Linked DNA regions of Homo sapiens: region 2 is linked to region 1. The links are chromatin contacts, found by Hi-C or POLR2A ChIA-PET in ENCODE. All regions are on one chromosome and are shown on one strand. The core of a region is the stretch at or near the end of the contact, and the rest is flanking DNA. Distances in the headings are between cores, read along the strand shown.

What was found. Hi-C counts contacts between places; a loop is a spot of excess contacts on that map. ChIA-PET counts read pairs that join two places held with the same protein, here RNA polymerase II (POLR2A). Pooled maps may share reads with other maps.
Region 2: a pooled map shows a loop between it and region 1 (5-fold over the local background). The contact joins the enhancer-like site here to the promoter of HSP90AA1 in region 1. A Hi-C loop is called at or near these places in 5 of 50 pooled maps. POLR2A ChIA-PET finds 5 or more read pairs at or near these places in 2 of 52 experiments (BJ and activated CD4-positive, alpha-beta T cell).

Annotation. Positions count from the first base shown.
Region 1 is chr14:102,084,983-102,089,483 of GRCh38, reverse strand. It overlaps HSP90AA1 (heat shock protein 90 alpha family class A member 1), which reads left to right and starts at 2,440. Exons shown (of 11, transcript NM_005348.4): 1 at 2,440-2,498; 2 at 3,106-3,267; 3 at 3,360-3,726; 4 at 4,053-4,186; 5 at 4,486-4,501. The coding sequence starts at 3,106. RefSeq lists silencers at 1,883-1,932, 1,993-2,522, 2,563-2,852.
Region 2 is chr14:102,804,985-102,809,349 of GRCh38, reverse strand. The region is part of intron 1 of TRAF3 (TNF receptor associated factor 3); the gene reads right to left. Among named protein-coding and RNA genes, the nearest start is that of TRAF3, 30 kb to the right of the region's middle. RefSeq lists an enhancer at 3,560-3,649. Within about 2 kb of position 1,734, at least 7 of the 41 ENCODE cell types and tissues checked have a DNase peak (open chromatin) inside an H3K27ac peak, as active enhancers do.

The DNA.
Region 1 (4,501 bases), core at 1,191-3,690:
AACCATTACAGAGTTCGCACCTGGTGGGTAACTGTGGAATGTCACCTGGAGACAGGACAAAAATGTCCTGTTTATTAACCGAGGGGGGAGAGCTGGAAAGACAAGAAGTTGTGGAAGGAAGAAGGGACATTAAAGATGGGGCCTGACGGGAAACAGTGGTTCCCAGTGATGCCCAGACCCAGGGAGGGGCTTTGGAGCAGGTTCACTGGAGAAATGGGGGTAAATGAAGGTCCCCAAAACAAAGGACAAAGAATGTCAGAGCTGGCCGGGCGCCGTGGCTCACGCCTGTAATCCCAGCACTTTGGGAGGCCGAGGCGGGCGGATCACCTGAGGTCACGGGTTCGAGACCAGCCTGGCCAACATGGTGAAACCCCGTCTCTACTAAAAATACAAAAATTAGCCGGGCGTAGTGGTGGGTGCCTGTAATCCCAGCTACTCGGGAGGCTAAGGCAGGAGAATCGCTTGAACCCAGGAGGTAGAGGTTGCAGTGAGCAGGTTGCAGTGAGCAGAGATTGTGCCATTGCCCTCGAGCCTGGGGGACCAAGAGTGAGACTTTGTCTAAAAAAAAAAAAAAAAGAAAAGAAAAAAAAGAACGTCAGAGTTAGGGCCCTGGATGGCTCCTCTATATCTCAAACCCCCTGGGCAATGGCAGAAACTGCGGTAGGAAAAGTTCCTACAAGTGAGGAGAGCGGGGACAGTGGCTGGTGGTGACAGGAAGGAAACAGGCAAAGGCGGCAGTCGCCAGGGAAGACCTTGCGCCCCTTCAGCGACCCGCTCACCGCTCTTCCTGCTTCCGGATTCCTCCCCGCCAGTCCAGGCTGCAGCTGTAGGAAAGCCTGGGCCGGGGGCGCGCCCCCAGGCTGCGCAACAGCTACCACAGGACCAGGCACACACCCGGTCACCACCGCTGGGGCCCGCGCCACGTGGCTGCTAGTTTCCTTCCACTTCCCCCGCTTTGTAATGCCAGGCAAGACGCTTTATGTTGATTTCACACGCTCTTAAGGGGGTCCCAGGCCGCAGTCTGAAAACCCCTGCTCCTGAGCAAGTTGCGTTTCCCTAAAGACCAGGAAGCGGAGGTAGTTCCATCGTTTCTTTACACGGCAAGGAGCTTTCAGATTATTCCGAGGGCCTGGCTATGAGTCTAGGCAGGAGGCGGCCCAATCATGGGAGGCGCCAGAGACAAAGAGGAAGAGGACATGGACTAGGCAGGGAAGCCAGGTCGAAGGAACCCCAATGCCTCCAAGGTTCCCACAGCTGGCCTTGGCCAAAATATCCGAAAATTCCCATGTAGAAACTGGCTTTTCCAGCCTGGGCAACATGGTGAAACCCCGACTCTACAAATAAATACAAAAACTAGACAGGTGTGGTGTCCGCGCCTGTGGTCCTCTGCCCACGCTCGTCCCAGCTACTGGGAAAGCTGAGGCGGGAGGATCACCTGAGCCCGGGAGGGTCGAGGCTGCAGTGAGCCGAGATTCCGCCGCGGCACCCCAGCCTGGGCGACAAAGCGAGAGCCTGTCCAAAAAAAAAAAAAAGAAAAAAAAAAAAAAAAAAACCTTTTAGGGCAAGTTAATCACCAAAGTGTTAGATACTTAATTTGGAGACCGCAAATCGGTCGGCAAAACGATGGGCTTTTCAAAATCATGCCGGGTGTAGCTGGGTAAGCATGAATTTGTTCACCAAGTCCCCGATTCCCAAGCTAAGGGACCCTTAAGTATGAAGCACATGGCTTTCGGGGAACCCAAAAGTAGGGAGCGCTCCCGAGCCAGCGGTGGGTCTGGAGAATCCCCGAGCGCGCAGGCCGCGGGACAGCCTCCCCAGTGCGCAGCAGCCTGAGGCTAACAGCCCCCAGAGGGCAGAGCCCCGCGATCCCGGCGCCGCTTGCGGCTGGATTCTTTGGCAGCGGGCGCGGCGCCAGTCAGGACGACGGCTCCGGAAGTCTCCCGGGCGCGTGAGACCCGGGCCGCTCTCCGTCCACGCACGACCCTCCCTCCAGGCGCGCCTCCCACCCCGGCCCCGCGTTCCGCTCAGCCCGGGTGACCAACTACACCTCACTTCAAAGGCCCCCACGCCCGGGCGTGCCCTCCGCCCGCCCGCGGCAGGTGGGGGTGCAGGGCGGAGGGCGCGGGCGGCCCCAGAAGGCGCCCGGACCTTCCCGAGAATTCCGGGCCGCGCAGGCGCATTGAGGCCGGCGCGGGGGCGTGCGAGAGGCGCGCGGCGGCGATTGAGGGAAGGTTGCCCGGGCCGGGCCACGAGCAGGGCCTGCGCGCGCCCGCAGGAAGGCGCGGGGGCGGGGTGCCGCGGCAACGGCGCATGCGTAGGCGCGCGGCCGCGGCGGCGGCTGGGGAGGGTTCTTCCGGAAGGTTCGGGAGGCTTCTGGAAAAAGCGCCGCGCGCTGGGCGGGCCCGTCGCTATATAAGGCAGGCGCGGGGGTGGCGCGTCAGTTGCTTCAGCGTCCCGGTGTGGCTGTGCCGTTGGTCCTGTGCGGTCACTTAGCCAAGGTGACGGGTGGTTGTGGGGGCCTGTGGAGGTGGACTGGGGACCGGGACTGGGGGCGGCTGGCGCGGGGCGGAGGCTGTGGGGGCCGGACCAGATCCCTGAAGCAGCCAGGGCCGCGCTCCCGGGCGGCCGCGCTTTCTATTCCGGAGGCCTCGGGACCGCTGCGGTTTCCGCACCCCGCTTCAGGAATGGGCCGGGCGGCCGCGGGCTCCCCGAGGCTCTGCAGCAGCGCCAGAGCTGGCGCCGCACGCGAACAGAGCGGCCCCGCCGCGGGGGTCCCCCGCCCGGCCCCGCTGGGGGCGCAGGCGGAGGAGGCCGCCGTGGCGGAGCCGCAGCCCGCGCGGGAGGGCACCCGGGGTGTTCGTTGGGGACCGCGGCGGGGGACTGGGCCCGGGCCTGCGGCGGCCTCCCGGAAGCGCGCACACGCTCGTGGTAGTTGCCGCGCTCCGAAATGAGGTCATCCTTTGTCAGCCGCCCTTCTATTTTCGGTTTACTTAAACTTCGCAAATCTCCAATTCGGCTTTAAAAATATTTGGAGAACGCGATGGAATTTCGTGTTGCCTCTGTAGACGTCCTGCAAGGTTTTAAACCGGCGCGGTGTCGTTCCAGATGCCTGAGGAAACCCAGACCCAAGACCAACCGATGGAGGAGGAGGAGGTTGAGACGTTCGCCTTTCAGGCAGAAATTGCCCAGTTGATGTCATTGATCATCAATACTTTCTACTCGAACAAAGAGATCTTTCTGAGAGAGCTCATTTCAAATTCATCAGATGTAAGTCACTTATTAACCCAGAATCGGATTTTGGTTTCAGTGTGAACTTCTTGGGGGTGCTGTATGCTTAAATTAATATTTTTTGTTAACAGGCATTGGACAAAATCCGGTATGAAAGCTTGACAGATCCCAGTAAATTAGACTCTGGGAAAGAGCTGCATATTAACCTTATACCGAACAAACAAGATCGAACTCTCACTATTGTGGATACTGGAATTGGAATGACCAAGGCTGACTTGATCAATAACCTTGGTACTATCGCCAAGTCTGGGACCAAAGCGTTCATGGAAGCTTTGCAGGCTGGTGCAGATATCTCTATGATTGGCCAGTTCGGTGTTGGTTTTTATTCTGCTTATTTGGTTGCTGAGAAAGTAACTGTGATCACCAAACATAACGATGATGAGCAGTACGCTTGGGAGTCCTCAGCAGGGGGATCATTCACAGTGAGGACAGACACAGGTAGGCACCTGAACATTCACTGGTTAAGTGAGCGGTGGAAGGGTGGGGTGCTGCAACCCTTGGACCCCTGGGGATGCGGTGAAGCTTACAGAATTTGTGTTTGCCCAACGATCAGGAACAAGCTAGAGCACTTAATTAGTGTAATGGCATGACTTGGTGGGCGGTTCTTTTGGGCGAGGCACCTTGCCCAAAAGGTTCTGCTGTGGTGGCCTTTGCATCTGTAGTAACGGCAAACCTTGCTTTATAGACACGTTATAAGGGTGTTAGGCATGGCGTTGAGCACTAAATTGAATGTATTAAGTCAATTTTTCTTTCTTCTCTTGCAGGTGAACCTATGGGTCGTGGAACAAAAGTTATCCTACACCTGAAAGAAGACCAAACTGAGTACTTGGAGGAACGAAGAATAAAGGAGATTGTGAAGAAACATTCTCAGTTTATTGGATATCCCATTACTCTTTTTGTAAGTTTTTATGTAATTGCAGAGTGAATTTCTGTCTGTAGGTGATTGGGGTGACTGTACTACATCCTTAGTCCCTAGATCTGTTCAACTAGTCTGAAGCCTGGGGAACCTAAGCTCTACTACCTAACTCTGTAAAAGTTCCTCGGGCTATTAAGTGGATGTATCAAATATTGATGAAAAGCTGGGTGCTTCTCAAGTTGGCTAATTTAGACTTGGGCCTTAGGTTGAAAATAGTGGTGCAGCGCTGTCGCTTAGTTCTGGAGTGCAGCAGTGATGTGATTTCGTGTTTTCTTTTGAAGGTGGAGAAGGAACGTG
Region 2 (4,365 bases), core at 485-2,984, 720 kb before region 1:
CAGACCAGCCTGGCCAACTGGTGAAACCCCGTCTCTACTAAAAATACAAAAATTAGCCGGGTGCGGCCAGGCACAGTGGCTCATGCCTGTAATCCCAGCACTTTGAGAGGCCAAGGCAGGCAGATCACGAGGTCAGGAGATTAAGACCATCCTGGCTAACACAGTGAAACCCAGTCTTTACTAAAAATACAAAAAATTAGCCGCGTGTAGTGGCACGCACCTGTAGTCCCAGCTACTTGGGAGGCTGAGGCAGGAGAATCTCTCGAACCTGGGAGGCAGAAGCTGCAGTAAGCAGGGATCGCGCCACTGCACTCCAGCCTGGGTGACAGAGCGAGACGCCATCTCAAAATAAATAAATAAATAAATATTAGCTGGGTGTGATGGCGCGCACCTGTAATCCCAGCTGCTCGGGAGGCTGAGGCAGGAGAATCACTTGAACCCAAGAGGTGGAGGCTGCAGTGAGCTGAGATCGTGCCACTGCACTGCAGCCTGGGCAACAGCGTAAGACTGTCTTAAAAAAAAAAAAAGTCAATCTATCACCATGCTCAAGACAATCAAATTAAAACTACAACTAAAATTTTTCTAGAAACAGCCATTGGTCATTCGACTCAGAGGACATATTTTCCCCAAATACTGAAAATGTGCCTTTAATATTTACATTATGTCCTGTAAAATGCGTCTATAGCTAGGGTCCACCTTCTAGACCAATTTGGAAGTTTTTCTGTTCCAACAAATCCTCTTAAATAACTTCTCAGACATTTCCTTCCCTTGGAGGCTGCCTTGGAAGCCCTCTAGCACCTGACTAGTATGGTTCTTCTTTTCTTTTTTTTTTTTTTTGAGATGGAGTCTCGCTCTGTTGCCCAGGCTGGAGTGCAGTGGCACAATCTCGGCTCACTTCAACCTCTGCCTCCTGGGTTCAAGCAATTCTCCTGCCTCAGCCTCCTGAGTAGCTAAGATTACAGGCATGTGCCACCACACCCGGCTAATTTTTGTATTTGTAGTAAAGGTGGGGTTTCACCATCTTGGCCAGGCTAGTCTCAAACTCCTGACCTCAGGTGATTCGCCTGTCTCAGCCTCCCAAAGTGCTGGGATTACAGGTGTGAGCCACCGCACCTGGCCTAGTGTGTTCTTCTTTCACATCCATCTCCATTGCGAAACTTAGGAATGCTCCAGTATCAGCCTGTGGCAAACCAGGGACGTGGCCAAAGTGACTCTCTGTGCCCTCCCCTCCCACTTCCTGTCCATCCAAAACAACCGCCAAATAAATGCACAGTTATAAACACCTGGACCATGCATTCCATCCATGCATTCCTTCACCTCTAACAAAATAAAATTTCATTTCTTTCAGACGTGTCTTAAGGACTAGTGGAGCATAGAGGTATGCTGCCTCAACTTCCTTCCAGTACTGATTTGCATGTTGGAGTAATTATGCCAAGGCCATGGTGCTAGTTTTCCATTTCCTTTTTCGTAAAAAGGCCAACTAACTCACCATGCTCTACTTCAAAAGCTTACTAACAACATCACTATGCGCCTACCTTTCTGTGTGCCATAAAAACAGGGTGGAACATTTGCCAGCTGTAGGGATAAGAGAGCTCCCCTGGAGCTGTGGTCGCTGCCCTCATGCCTCACCACTAATGGCTTAGTTCTTTTAATACTCTGAAAGGTGAGGAAAAAATAACTGACAGAAAAATCCCCTACACAAAAACCCCAACTCTGCGGGAAGGAGGGCAGGTCCCTGTGAATCATCCACCCATCCTCCAAGTGAAAGGCAGCACAGGTGAGTGAGTTATCATCTAAAGATGGCCAAAGCAAGAGGACTGCTTGAGGCCAGGAGACCAAGACCGGCCTGGGCAGCATAGCAAGACCCCATCTCCACAAGAAAATAAACATGGCTAGTAGAAAGGGACACAGCCCTGTGGGGATGGCTGAGGAGGAAACTGTAGGACACAGGCAACAGGACTCCAGGTGCAGGCATGGAGAGACTGAGGCCCCAGGCCCCTGGAGAAAGGAGGACAAGGCAGCAGGCAGGACAGGCAGTGTCCAGGGGGAACAATGATGGCCTCCTGGGCAGGCAGGCTCCTGGGGCTGAAGCTGGGGCAGCAGGGAGACGCAAGACCTTATCAGGAGGAATGCAGGGTGCACTGAATGCAGTCAGAGGCCGTAAAGGGTTTTCAGGGAAGGGCAGGAGGCCACCTATGTTTAGATCTCTCTGACAGCAGCATGGAGAAAGGCCTGGAGAAAACTGGGGTGAAGTGGATAGACAAGTTGGGGCCACCGGCATCAGCAGAAGGCTTGCCTGGGCTGGGGACCAGGGACGTGGGAAAACAGGGTGCAGAAGTGAGCACCAACGACAGATTGTGAGAGAAGAGGGACCAAGAAATGCTCCCCAGTCTTCTAGCATCTGGATGGGGGTAGGGAGGAATCAAGAGCTTCACTAGAGACAGGTTAGGTGTCATTCAAGCAATAACACCCAGTGGCCCCAGTCATGCCCCATTCACTCACTCTCAAGGTTTGTGGACAAAACGCCTCCTTGTCCTGCAGGTCCGGGACAATGAGCCCCTCTGAGACCAGCTGTATGAAGCACTCCACTCTTGACCTCCCCCCAGCCCTGCCAGGCCCCCTCTATTCTTCTGGAATCAGCACATGGACTTCCCTGTCTTCAAGGTCTGCCTTAGAACACAGGCCTCATGACTACAGGGAGCTGCCCATATCATTTCCTGCCATGCCCTGGTACACAGGAGGGTGCCCGGCACATACCAAGGACTCAATAGCTGTTAAATAAATATGCAGGTCCGAAGCTGAAGCTCAAGGGGCAGCTTGGACTAAAGACATAAGTTTGGGGAACTTGGGAACCACAGCTGGAAAATTATTTTATTTTTCTAATGGTATCTACTCAAAAATTCCCATTCTGCTAACCAAAGTTTTGATGTAAATTATGGCATGTTGGGAAGGGTTTATCCAGACTGGCTTGATGGACTTCTGGGCACTCTAGCCTCCAAGTGCCCTCTGCTGTTTAATGACTAAAGAGACTGAATTTCTGTAGAAAGTACCTCACCTTATGAAAACATAAAATCTTAACAGTCATACATTCACTAGAAATCAAGAAGAGTATGGTGAATGAACAATTTCCAAGCCACGGTTTCTCAACCTTGGCGCAACTAACATTTTGAACCCGAAAACTCTTTGCTGTAGGGATATGCTGAGCACTGCAGGGTGTTCACAGCATCCCTCGTTCTACTTACCAATGCCAGTGGCATCCCCCACCCCACTTCTGAAGGTTTCCAGACACTGCAAAATGCCCCCTAGGGTACGAAACTGCACCCCACCCCCACCCCACCAACTCCATCTCTGGATGAGAACCACTGTCCCAGACCCAGTGGTCTTTCCATGTAACTACAACCAAGGAAACAGGAATCAAATTTAGTTAAGTTTGAAATGTTCACTTAAAAACAACTAGTCCAAATGACATCCTCTAGTGAAACTAAAAGTAAAACAGGTATGTACTCACACAAACCATCCCAGTGAGGTTTTGAACCATGACATCAAAACATGCTGACATTTCCTTTGAAGAGTCTGGGTCTAAATTGGACAATCTTCGGAAGGACTGCCTCACGCTCTAGCTGAGGGAATGCATGACTAACCTCTTCATTTCAACAGGACACAGGAAAACGTAGCCAGGTAGAGCATTCTTTCCCTATGTAAAACTGCATGGAATCACCGAGCTGGCTGCAGGCAGGGGCTCCCTGGTGCCTCACTGCTCACCAGCAGGGAGGAGAACCCAACAGTAGTCTTGGGCAGCGATGACTCAGCCACAGCAGAAGCCACAGAGGGCTTGGAGTCCAGCGGTGAGTCTCTACGCAAGGGGGCTCCCAGCATCCTGCAATCCACTCACCGAGGGCAGTGAGGGTCTCATCTGGATATCTTCTTCCACTTGTCACTGTCTTTATGCACATCGCTCTCCACAGAAAAGTGAGTAATTCTTACACACTTTAAATCACTTGGGACATTTTTAGTATCAGATTCCCACATCAGTTTACCACAGAGTTTTTGAGGTTTTACCTTTTTCCTTCCCATCTAAGAAGAGCACACACTAGAAAAGAAGCATCCAGTGAATCTCCTGGCCTCCAAACTCCCCCATGATGGGAGTGGTGATGGGGTGTCCAGAGTAAAATGTCTGATAATGAGACCAAAACTAGTTGCTAATTATCTAAATTATCTAAACCAAAGGGTACCAAATATGCATGGAGAACAAATACTCCCTTAAGCACCAAAAGGAAAGAAAACTGAAGGCAAGTAATTAAGGCATTAAAGATGTGTCAATCACAATACAAATTCTTCTACGTCCAGGGAAGGTCAAAATCTTTC